2 separate regions of the Homo sapiens genome follow, and region 1 is linked to region 2. Evidence: chromatin contacts called from ENCODE Hi-C or POLR2A ChIA-PET data. All regions are on one chromosome and are shown on one strand. The core of a region is the stretch at or near the end of the contact, and the rest is flanking DNA. Distances in the headings are between cores, read along the strand shown.

Region 1 (5,516 bases), core at 1,018-3,517, 280 kb after region 2:
CTCATACCTGGTCTCTCAGTTTGTGTCTTTTTTGCTTGACACATACATGCTCAGCCAATATTCCCAAAGCCCAGCCATTTTGCTAAATAGTTGGGGGTCAAGGTGGCTTCCAATTTATGCTACACTTGAACAAAACTAACTCTCCTATAAAATACGTCCTACTCTGGAAAGGTTCTGTGTGTACCCTTAATTTTCTTTCCTAGCCCTTCCAAGACTATCCCAATTTCCTCAACACTTATTTGACCTTTAAAATAAAAGTTTCAGGTGATTGATCCAATATGGTTGTTTCACTTTTAATATCCCCTTTCTTCATGTGCCTAGTGAAATGCCTCTCTTTGGTTGGCGGTTCCTATATGCATGTTCCTGAAGGAGTAAATCCACTGATGTGAGATAATACTAGAATGACTAAGAAAACAAGGAGAGCTTTTGGGAATTGAAAGAGGTTCCGACTTGGTAATTTCCCACTGTAGAGGTCAGCAAGCATAGCAGTTACCATTGGTACATGGCCTGAGATTAAGTGCATAGTATATAAAGGAAAGTGAGATAGGCTGACAGCACTCAGGAACGGACCCCAGGTACTTTGAGCTAGGGAAAAGCATGAAGACAAATGGGCCATCTATGTCTTCTTGAAGATTATCAGAACCACGTTCTACCAGAATTACTAATGTTCTTGCTAGGTCAAATAGCAAATCACTCTTAGAATAATGACTAAAACTTATTTCGTAATTGGTAGAGTCTCTTTAAGATTGTTCTGCTAGATTTTCTTTGGTAGAAAGAAAAGTCATTTTAATATAAATATAGATCAAACTTGGCAAATTAAAGATCAGACTCTGTAAACACAGAACATAAGGAAAAATATGCTACTACTTTATTCATTGTAAATTTTTATTCATTTGTTCATTCATTCATTCATTAGAGATAGAGTCTCACTCTGTCTCCCAGACTGGAGTGCAGTTGCAGGATCATGGCTCAATGTAATCTCCAACTCCAGGGCTCAAGCAATCCTCCCACCTCAATCTCCCGAAGTAGCTGGGACTACAGGCATGAGCCACAGCACCAGGCTAATTTTCGTATTTTTTGTACAGATGCGATCTCACTACATTGTCCAGGCTGGTCTCCAAGTCCTGGCCTCAAGCAAACCTCTTGCTTTGGCCTCCCAAAGTGCTGGGATTTCAGGCATGAGCCACCACACCTGGCCTATTTTTAATTTTGTAAATCACAAAAATCAATTGGTGACTAGGAAGTCAATTAATGGTTTAGAAAACTACAGCCTGGTGGAAACAGCAACAATTAATGTTTATTTGTAAGATCGTATTTTATAGGCTAAATTACAGTTGAATTCCAACTAGATATATATCCTCTCTCACATTTGAAAGTAATTGGCAGCACTGTACAAAGTCCTAACAATGAATTCAAAGGAGAAAGTTATTTTTCGTAACATGTACATAACATGTAAAAGAGCAAAATATCATTGGCTTTTCTACTGATGTGCTTCTTCTGCATATGGAAAATTAAATTATTTTGTATGGTATATCTGACTCTATATATGTGTGTATAGAATCAGATATTAAAAATATACTTTCCAGGTAATATAATATACACAATTTATTGTGATGCTGTTTAAATAACCAAATGCTCTCTTGTTAGGAGATGTCTAAAAGACTGGAAATAATTGAGCTGACTTTTCTAAACCAGAATAGCTAAGCTAGAATTGATTATATTCATGCTCTGAAAATTCTGATTTGCTAGAATCCATTTACTGTAACAAATTGAAGAAACCTAGTTTTTAGGTCATATATTGTTCATGACAAAATTGCATAGGAAATTTATAGATTTGTTCTGTCTAATACATTATGGACACATAATGTACCTTTTTGTGGACAGAAATGTCAATCATGGTACTTACGATAATAGAGTTAGTTGTATTTTTGTAGTTGTATATATTCTGACAGCATTAAAATATCCTGAAAATAAATTCAGTAGCTTCAGCATTAGGCTAGATATACCCTTCAGCTGTCATAGGGACTCAGAGAGAGAGGGAAAAAGGCAAAATATATTAATGTTTTCACTCTTTCTTCACAGTAAAAACTGTCAATATTATTTTTACTTTATGTACAGAGTTTTGAAACATTAAATGTAAAAGTAAGTTAAATTTAATAGATTGTATGAAAATATTTTTACGTCATCCCTAGGACAAGTAAACAAAGGCTGCAGATTGATGTAAAAATAATTCCCTTGTTCTGACTAATACACTCACGCACGCATGCATTTCCTTCCAGTCACCACAGCTAGCTGACCTTAGGAAACTCAAGTAATGACAAACTAAAATTAGTAACCACATGTCCTTTGCCTAAAGCAAGCCACAGCTGAAGGATGAAAAACTAGAGACAGAGAGAAACTCACTGTAACTTGAAATTGTGTCTAGTACCTCAGTTGTATATTCATTCTAAGCATTAGGTTTTGCTAATGTATAATCTTATCAACAGAATCATAAGGCTGAAATAAATATTGAGAGATCAAAAAAGTCTATATCCATTTCTACAGGTGGGACAGTTTAGAAATATTATAGACAGTTATAATGATAGGAAACTGCTGAATATTGCCTGAGCTCCTTGAATGCAAATTTTCTTCTGTGCAAAGCTATAAGTGACTCAGTAATCACTACAGAAAACTTCAAAATCTCATGAAAAATATGAACCATGTGAGAAATGGTTGTATTCCTGATAAATATTTTAGGCTTTGTCCCTGTATAGCCAGCTAAATGGGAAGCTCCAAAGTGGATTTTCTCTGACTCAAACCAGAAAACAGAATCCAGTAGAACTCAACTAAAAGCCAAGTTTCAGGTCTATTACTGTTTCATTGGTTTATTTTGTCAGCATCCACTTTTCTTTAGTTTATCTTTTACACAAAGCAATTTTAAAATTTATCTTTTTAACAGGAAAAGATGGTGGCCACATACCACTTAATTTGTTGTTTCATTTTGTTTTGTCCTTGCCTTATATTTTGTCATTTAAAAAATAATTCACCTGTTTTGCTTTCATACCAGTTTCTAATGATACCATTAATAATAATAGGAGTATTAATAGAGATGATATTTATCACCTTCACTTTGTGTGTCATGCTCTCTGCTAAAGTGTTTATACCATTGGGTTCAAACTTTGAACCTGAAAATCACCTGGGGAGCTTTGAAAAATCCCAAAGCCTGAGTTACACTTCATACCAATGAAACAGAATGCACAGGGGTTGGAAGCCAGACATCAGTATTTCTTGGAAACTACTTTTTTATCCCACAGAAACCTTTGAAATAGTGTAATTATGGTGGCTGTCTGTGGTAGTTAAGCATACCTTGTCTGGTAAACTGGCATTGGTTCCAAACTCCATTGTTTATGAGGTCTGTCACGTTCGATACTACTTTATTTCACTGTACCTCTTTTTTTCATTTGTAAAATGAGAAAAATAATTAGTCGCTACCTTACCGTGTTGGTAGGAGGTTTACTTAATGCAGATAAACTTCTAAGATGACCATAGTTATTACTCTACACCCATTCAGTAAGTGAAAACAATAAATCACAGAAAGTTGAGCAACTTGCTAAAATGTGCACAAATAAATGTTCCACAAAGCCTGAATGAATGCAGTCCAACCATGTATAGTTTAGATAGCAATTATTTCTTCCAAATGTACAGTTCCCACTGCCTTGATCTGTTTAAAATAGTGTAATCCAAGAGGTTAGCTGAAGAGTTTGGTTAAAACACCCAAGGGCATGTAGTTGTATAGATCTAGCTTCGGTGCCTTCTACCAGCTGCCTGTGGAGTTACCTACTTGCTTCTTGCTTCTTGTAAAAACAACTCAACCACATAGATTTAAATTACAAGCATTCAGGAAATATAATTCATTTTGTTAACTAGACTTTAATCCTGCTTATCCTCTGTGAAGAATGGATGCTAATTATAAAGTCTGTGGCATTCTTATCTTATATTCACTGTGGCATATCAGTGTCTTTAGTTTTCAAATAGATAAGGAAAATTAGCTTCCTTGAATATAAGACTGCAAGGAAGGTGTCGTCTATTTCTAAGAGTGCAGAATCACTGGAATAGATTTTTTAAAATTCTAATTGCTGGTCTTTACACTTTTTTTTTCATCTTTCAGGGACAGTGGCAGAAATTTCTCTGATAAAAGTCTAAGTCCTTTGACCTCGTAAAAATTTGCAATATAATAGAAAGGTAGACAAATAAATGGAAGTAGGAGGCTTTAAAGTAAAACCGATCCGACATGGGATTTAATCCCATGTTTAATCCCATTTTCAGAATTTCCTAGCCATGTGACCTTGTACAAGATTCTTAATTTCTCAAAGAAGGTTTCATTTGGTATACAATGGAGATAATAAAATCTAACGCAGATATTTGTTTGTCTTAGGGATTTAATAATATGGTATATATAGTATTTTACTTAGCCCAGCACTAGAACATAATAAGACATCAAGAATTGGTTGCCTTATTTATTATGCCATAATTTAGCATGACAAATAGGTAAATAGAGTAAATACTCAGGGTGCTAAGGAAGAACATGGGTGGAACCCTTAAAACAGATGGGGATTGAGGAAGGACAGCTTCATGAAGACATGGCGGTCATGGATTCAGAGAGTCTGATTTAAAAGAATTATATGTTGTATATTTAAAGCCAGCTTGCTGAAGTATGACTTTAATTATGAATACATGTACGATTTCAACTTCTGTTTATTTTCCTGGTATTGAACAGTTGTTGTCAAATCATCTATAAAACGCTTGACCCACTGTGACCTCATATCTCCCTTTATAACCACAGGGAATGAAGAAACAAATAAAATGAACACTATTATGAAACAAATATATATGATACGTATAAATCATACTTAAAGTTATTTGAGAAATTCCTCCTACGAGTTACACTTGGAGTCATTTAGTGCATCATATTTGACTTTTCCGAAGTTAAGTTTCATATATATGAAAATTCTCCCAGTACAGACTCTCTAAATCAAAGTTATTTCACTTTACACCTAGAACGATAAACAAAATAACAGACCTTGCTTAAACTCTTTGAGGGCAGTTAAAGTGATGTACTTTAAAGAAAACTTCTCAGTAAAGTTTTACATTTCCTGTATAAAGGTCATAGCCCTTTATTGTTTTACCCATGAAGCCCATTACAATTTCATTTTTGTACTTATTTATTTATAGTTAAATTGTCAACTGTCATTCTGTAATTATCATTTCTCAAGTCACTTTTCTTGCATTCCCACAGGGTTTTAGTACTGTGAGCTCTTGAAAATAATATCTTAATACATGTATACAATGTATAATCAAATTAGTATAATTAGCATATTCATCATCACAAACATTTATTATTTCTTTGTGGTGAGAACATTCAAAATACTCTTCTAGCTATTTTGTGGTATACTATATATTATGGATACCTTTGGTCATTGCAATTTATACATATGTAAAATTATTATGTGTCAATCAGAAATAAACAAACAAAACAA
Region 2 (5,611 bases), core at 809-3,308:
AGGTACAGCTGTCCAGAGAAGGGAGGGCTTGGCACTGAGACCTGAAGGACTGGTAGGAATTTGTCCCCTGGAAAACTAGGAGCTGGTCTTTTGGCAGAGAGCAGTAAGGAAAAAAGCACAAAGGCTTGAGGGTGTCTCGTGTAACCAGAAAACTGGGAGAGCTGGGCTTTAGAAGGAATAGAAATGTGAGGCCAGGACTGAAGTGGCAGTGATCAGAGACAGGGCAAGTATTTGAAGATGTTTGCAGAAAGTTAGATTAATGGCAGAGTTTGAGAGTCATGCCAACCTGAGACCACTCCTCTCAACAGACTTTTGACCTAAAGCATATTTTGGAGGCATTCTCTAAGTATCCCCTTCAACTACAATATGGAAATAATAGCACAACTGTATTGATTGATGTTAAATATTAAATCAGAGAGAGTGCATGAATTAGCTATCATATGGTAAGTATTTTTTAAAGAAATGGTTACTATAGATTATTTTTTGTTATTATAATAATCACTGAATGAAAGCTGCAGTGATAATAAAAATGGCAGGAATCAATTAGAGGAAAAAACTTATCAGGACCACAGTTTTGGTTCCAGGCAAAGTGATGTAATGCTTAAACACATTACAGGATACAATTCCTCAAGAGTTTAAGGTAATAATAGCTGTCTACATTTGGTTGTTTATAATTATCAAACCACGACTTGTTTTTGACTAGTGGCTTTCAATTTACCCTATCTTTATCTAATGATCCCTTGATTCCAGAGCTTAAGTTAAATGTTGTGAAGTTAGACATAAACCCCGGAGAGAATTGTTCTATAGGGAGAATCAAAGGAGTAAAGAAACAACAACAAGGTAATATGAGTGAAGTAAATACAGTATTTTTTTATGAAGTTGAAATCATGCTTTACAAAGATTAATGGAAAAACTGGATACACATGTTTCAAAAGGTAGAAAAAATTGTCTGAAAGTTCAGATAGTAAAAAAGAGAAAAGGCAATAGGGAGCCACTGTATGTCCCTGAGCAAAGTTAATTACATTAATAGATCACTAGCAGATAAGCAGAGAGTGTTAACTAACTGGTCAACTTTCCTAATAGAACAAACCTATGTCAAGTCAGTTTCATAAGAATTATGTGACGATCTTCAAAGGTAATAAATGCCTGCAGGGTATTTAAGATTGAGCTATTCGCGGTGAGGAAGGGGGTAGTCATCTGACTTTTTTTATATGACTACAGATTGCTGCGATATGTTATAAGGTTTAGAATTCACTGATCTAGTCCAATTTCTTCCTTTTCCTGTGAGGAGAATGAAGCCAAAGAAGCGTTATGACCTGCTGGAATACTAGCTGCCTAAGTAACTCTATCCCTTAGGCTTTTTCAGCTTCTGTGTATAAGACAGGTGACCTAAAAGTTGTGTGCAGAATGGATTGGAGAGTTAAGTCCTGGAGGGAAGGATACCAGTTAAAAACAATAACAACGGCAAAACAAAACAACTGTGATATTAACCCATGAAATATTATATTAAAGTAGTCAGTATCAGGACCAACGAGAAAGAGGAAAAAATTGAATCACTTTAAACAGACCAAGAATGTAATTCACAATAAGAGATGTCGAAGAAGATAACAATTCAGAGGCTCTCAGATCTGATTCTGCGAAAAAGGTTTGTGATCTGGGCAATTAATTTGGAATCAAAAGAAAGATTTCAGAGTGCATTTCGAAACTTCTAGAATTGTCTCACACAAATAACTTCCTCTGGCTTTCTTTACCCTCCCTTTGATTACCAGAAGCTGAAAGAAAGGAATTAACTTCTTTCTGGCTCAAAGACATCTGGAAAACATATGACCTCCGTCAATATCTCTAACACCAGGTCCCATGATTCAAACTACACACAATCAGTAAGAAAAGGAATTCAACATGTGTGCTATCGGCTCACTTCCTTTCTTGTGTTTATTTCAGAGCAATAAATCAAGTGTTTTCTAAGTTCCTACTCCCAAACTCCTAGTCAGAAAAGGACTCACCTGCCATAGGGAACAGCCTCTGTCCTTTTTTACAGCGTTGGAAAGAGCCTCAGAGTCAAAAATGAAAGTAAACTATGTATTTCCTTATTGCAAAGGGCGGAAACGTGTAATTACAGATTGTGAAACTGCTGCTCAGAATTCCAGACTCATTATCAGGAAGTGCCTTGTCATCAGCAAATTGGCATCCAATTACTGGAATTTAGTTTCTGACTTGGGGGAAAAAAATGAAAATGACAAAATATTATCCTGTGGGTTGACACCTCAGCTTGTTTCTTTTCTTGTTTCCTGTGGCCACCCAAACTTCTTCTATCCATCTGTCTCTTCTCTTCCTGATCTCTCAGTTTTTCTTTCTCTGATTACAAAGAACGACAATGACTGAAGAAGTTTAATCTAACAACTCTTTTTCATTTCCTGATAAGAATTAACCCAATAGTTCATATTTCCAGCTTTTTGGGCAGGCACTGAGCTGCAGGAGTTTTTACATAGTCCAGCAGCTCCCGGAACTCTAGTGAGGCAGGAGTCCCGTCCACTCCCATGGAAAGGGGGCTGAAGCCAGGGAGCAAAATGGCCTTGCAGCAGGTCCATTCTCACAGAAGCCTGCAAGCTTAGATCCGCTGGATTAGAATCCCCACTAGCCAGCATAGCAGCCTGGAGTACGCCAGAGATGACCGAGTTCCCCAGGGGAGGGGCGACTGCCATTACTGCAGCTCTAGTCAGCGGTTTTTCCCTACCAGTGCTAGGGAGGCTGGGCAGATTGGACTGGGCAGCAGTCTTCACAGTGCAGCACAGCCGCTGTGGCAGATCATGGCCAGACTGCTTCTTTAGGTGGGACCGGGATCCATCCCTCCTCTCCCGGCAAGAAATGCTTGCAGGAATTTCAGCAACTCCACCTAGAGTTTACAGACAGAGCTCTCATTTCCCTGGTACAGAGCACCTGCGGAGAGGGGCAGCTGCGGTCTCAGGTTCAGCCAACTTAATCTTTCCTGCCTGCTGGCTCTGAAGAGTATCAGCGATCCAGACAAGGGGGATTCCCCCAGCCCAGTGCACCATCTCTGCTAAGGGATAGCCAGACTCTTTCCTTAAGTGAGTTCCTGATCCTGGGCCTCCTGACTGGGTTAGACCATTCAACAGGGGTTGCCAGACACCTCATACAGGAGAGTTCCAACAGGCGTCAGGTCAGTGATCCTCTGGGAAGAAGCTTCCGGAGGAAGGAGGAGGCAGCACTCTTTGCTGTTCTGCAGCCTCCATTGGTGATACATAGGTGAACAGTGTCTGGAGTAGATCCTCAGCACACTGCAGCAGACCTGCAGAGGAAGGGCCTGAATGTTGGAAGAAAAACAAAAAAAAATAAAACAACAATAACACAGCATCAACAAAAAAGACCCTACAAAAATCCCATCCAAAGGTCAACAGCTTTAAAGATTAAAGGTAGATAAATCCACAAAGATGACGAAAAACCAACGCAAAACCGCTGAAAATTCCAAAAGCTGGAATGCCTTTTCTCCTCAAATGATTTCAACACTTCTCCAGCAAGGGCACAAAACAGGGCTGAAGCTGAGATGGATGAACTGACAGAAGTAGGTATCAGAAAGTGTGTAATGACAAACTTTGCTGAGCTAAAGGATTATATTCTAACCCAAGGCAAAGAAGCTAAGAACCGTGATAAAAGATTACAGGAACTGTTAATTAGAATAACCAGTTTAGAGAGGAATACAAATGACATGATGGAGCTGAGAAACACAGCGTGAGAGCTTCATGATTCAAACACAAGTATCAATAGCCAAATCAACCAGGCAGAAGAAAGAGTATCAGAGCTTGAAGACTATCTTGCTAAAATAAGGCAGGTAGAAAAGATTACAGAAAAAAATAAAAAGCAATGAACAATACCTTCCAGAACTATGGGACTATGTAAAAAGACCAAACCTATGACTGATTGAAGTACCTGAAAGAGATGTGGAGAATGGAGCCAAGTCAAAAAACACACTTCAGGATATCATCCAGGAGAACATCCCCAACCTAGCAAGACAGGTCAACATTCAAATTCAGGAAATTCAGACAGTCCCAGTAAGATACTCCACAAGAAGATCAATCCCAAGACACATAATCGTCAGATTCTCCAAGGTTGAAATGAAAGGAAAAAATGTTAAGGGCAGCCAGAGAGAGAGGCCAGGTCACCTACAGAGGGAAGCCCATCAGACTAGCAGTGGAATTCTCAGCAGAAATCCTACAAGCCAGAAAAGACTGGAGACCAATATTCAACATTAATAAAGAAAATAATTTCCAACCCAGAATTTAATGTCTGGCCAAACTAAGCTTCATAAGTGAAGGAGAAATAAAATCCTTTTCAGACAAGCAAATGCTGAGGGATTTTGTCACCACCAGGCTTGCCTTGAAAGACATCCTGTAGGAAACAGTAGTCATGGAAAGGAAAATCTGTTAGCAGCCACTATAAAAACACACTAAAATACACAGGCCCATGACACTATGAAGCAACTACATTAACAAGTCTGCAAAATTAACCAGGCAACATCATGATGACAGAATCAAATTCACACATACCAATATTAACCTTAAAATAAATGGGCCAAATTCCCCAATTAAAAGACACACAATGGCAAGCTGGACAAAAAGACAGGACTCATCAGTGTGCTGTATTCAAGAGACACTGTTGGTGAGAATGTAAATTAGGTCAATGATTGTGGAAGAGTGTGTGGTGAGTCATTTAGAACAGAAATACCATTTGACCAAGAAATACCATTACTGGGTATACACCCAGAAGAATATAAATCATTCTATTATAAAGATACATTACATACATGCATATGTTCATTGCAGCACTATTCACAATAGCAAAGACATGAAATCAATCAAAATGCCCATCAATGGTAGGCTGGATAGAGAAAATGTGACACATATACACCATGGAATACAATGCAGCCATAAAAATGAATGAGATCATGTCCTTTGCAAGGACAAGAATGAAGCTGGAAGATGTTATCCGCAGCAGACTAATGCAGGAACAGAAAACCAAACACTGCATGTTCTCACTTATAAGTGGGAGCTGAACAATAAGAACACATGGACTCAGGGAAGGGAACAACACACATGGAGGCCAGATAAGAGGATGGGGGATGCGAGAGAGCATTAAGGAAAAGAGATAATGCATGCTTGGCTTAATAACTAGGTGATGGGTTGATCTGTGCAGCAAACCACCATGGCACACGTTTACCTATGTAACAAACTGCGCATCCTGCACATGTATTCCAGAACTTAAAAAAATATTAAAATAAAATGGCAGTATGAAGCTTAACATTGAAGGATTGCAAGAGGTCAGAAATTCGCCTTCACTTTTAATGAGTTTGGGATTAGAAAAGGCTCATGATTGCAACTGAATTTGTAGTTCTTCCAGTTCTTCAAAATCTTCACATCACTGAGTGACTGATTTAACCCCAAACTATTTCCCCTGCACAACACAAGTGCATAATTTTGCATTCAGTGCACTGTAGTGTTTCTTCAGCATCTCATACTCTGTCTGCTATTTCTTTTATGTTTGTTGACTGTTATACATTCTTAAGGAGGCTGTGAAATATTAGGGATATATGGTTGAA

The links. Hi-C counts contacts between places; a loop is a spot of excess contacts on that map. ChIA-PET counts read pairs that join two places held with the same protein, here RNA polymerase II (POLR2A). Pooled maps may share reads with other maps.
Region 1: a map of endothelial cell of umbilical vein shows a loop between it and region 2 (9-fold over the local background). The contact joins the enhancer-like site here to the promoter of CASP4 in region 2. A Hi-C loop is called at or near these places in 3 of 168 maps with a recorded cell type or tissue (IMR-90, endothelial cell of umbilical vein and mammary epithelial cell) and 3 of 50 pooled maps. POLR2A ChIA-PET finds 5 or more read pairs at or near these places in 1 of 52 experiments (T-cell).

The regions. Positions count from the first base shown.
Region 1 is chr11:105,242,349-105,247,864 of GRCh38, forward strand. All of the region lies in intron 4 of LOC105369468 (a long non-coding RNA gene), which reads right to left. Among named protein-coding and RNA genes, the nearest start is that of CARD18, 110 kb to the left of the region's middle. Within about 2 kb of position 2,268, at least 2 of the 41 ENCODE cell types and tissues checked have a DNase peak (open chromatin) inside an H3K27ac peak, as active enhancers do; they include endothelial cell of umbilical vein, where a contact is called at or near this core.
Region 2 is chr11:104,966,516-104,972,126 of GRCh38, forward strand. It overlaps CASP4 (caspase 4), which reads right to left and starts at 2,059. Exons shown (of 9, transcript NM_001225.4): 1 at 2,004-2,059. The coding sequence starts at 2,010. LOC124902813 (a long non-coding RNA gene) reads left to right here. Exons shown (of 2, transcript XR_007062986.1): 1 at 1-1,645; 2 at 1,770-2,065. RefSeq lists an enhancer at 1,859-3,058.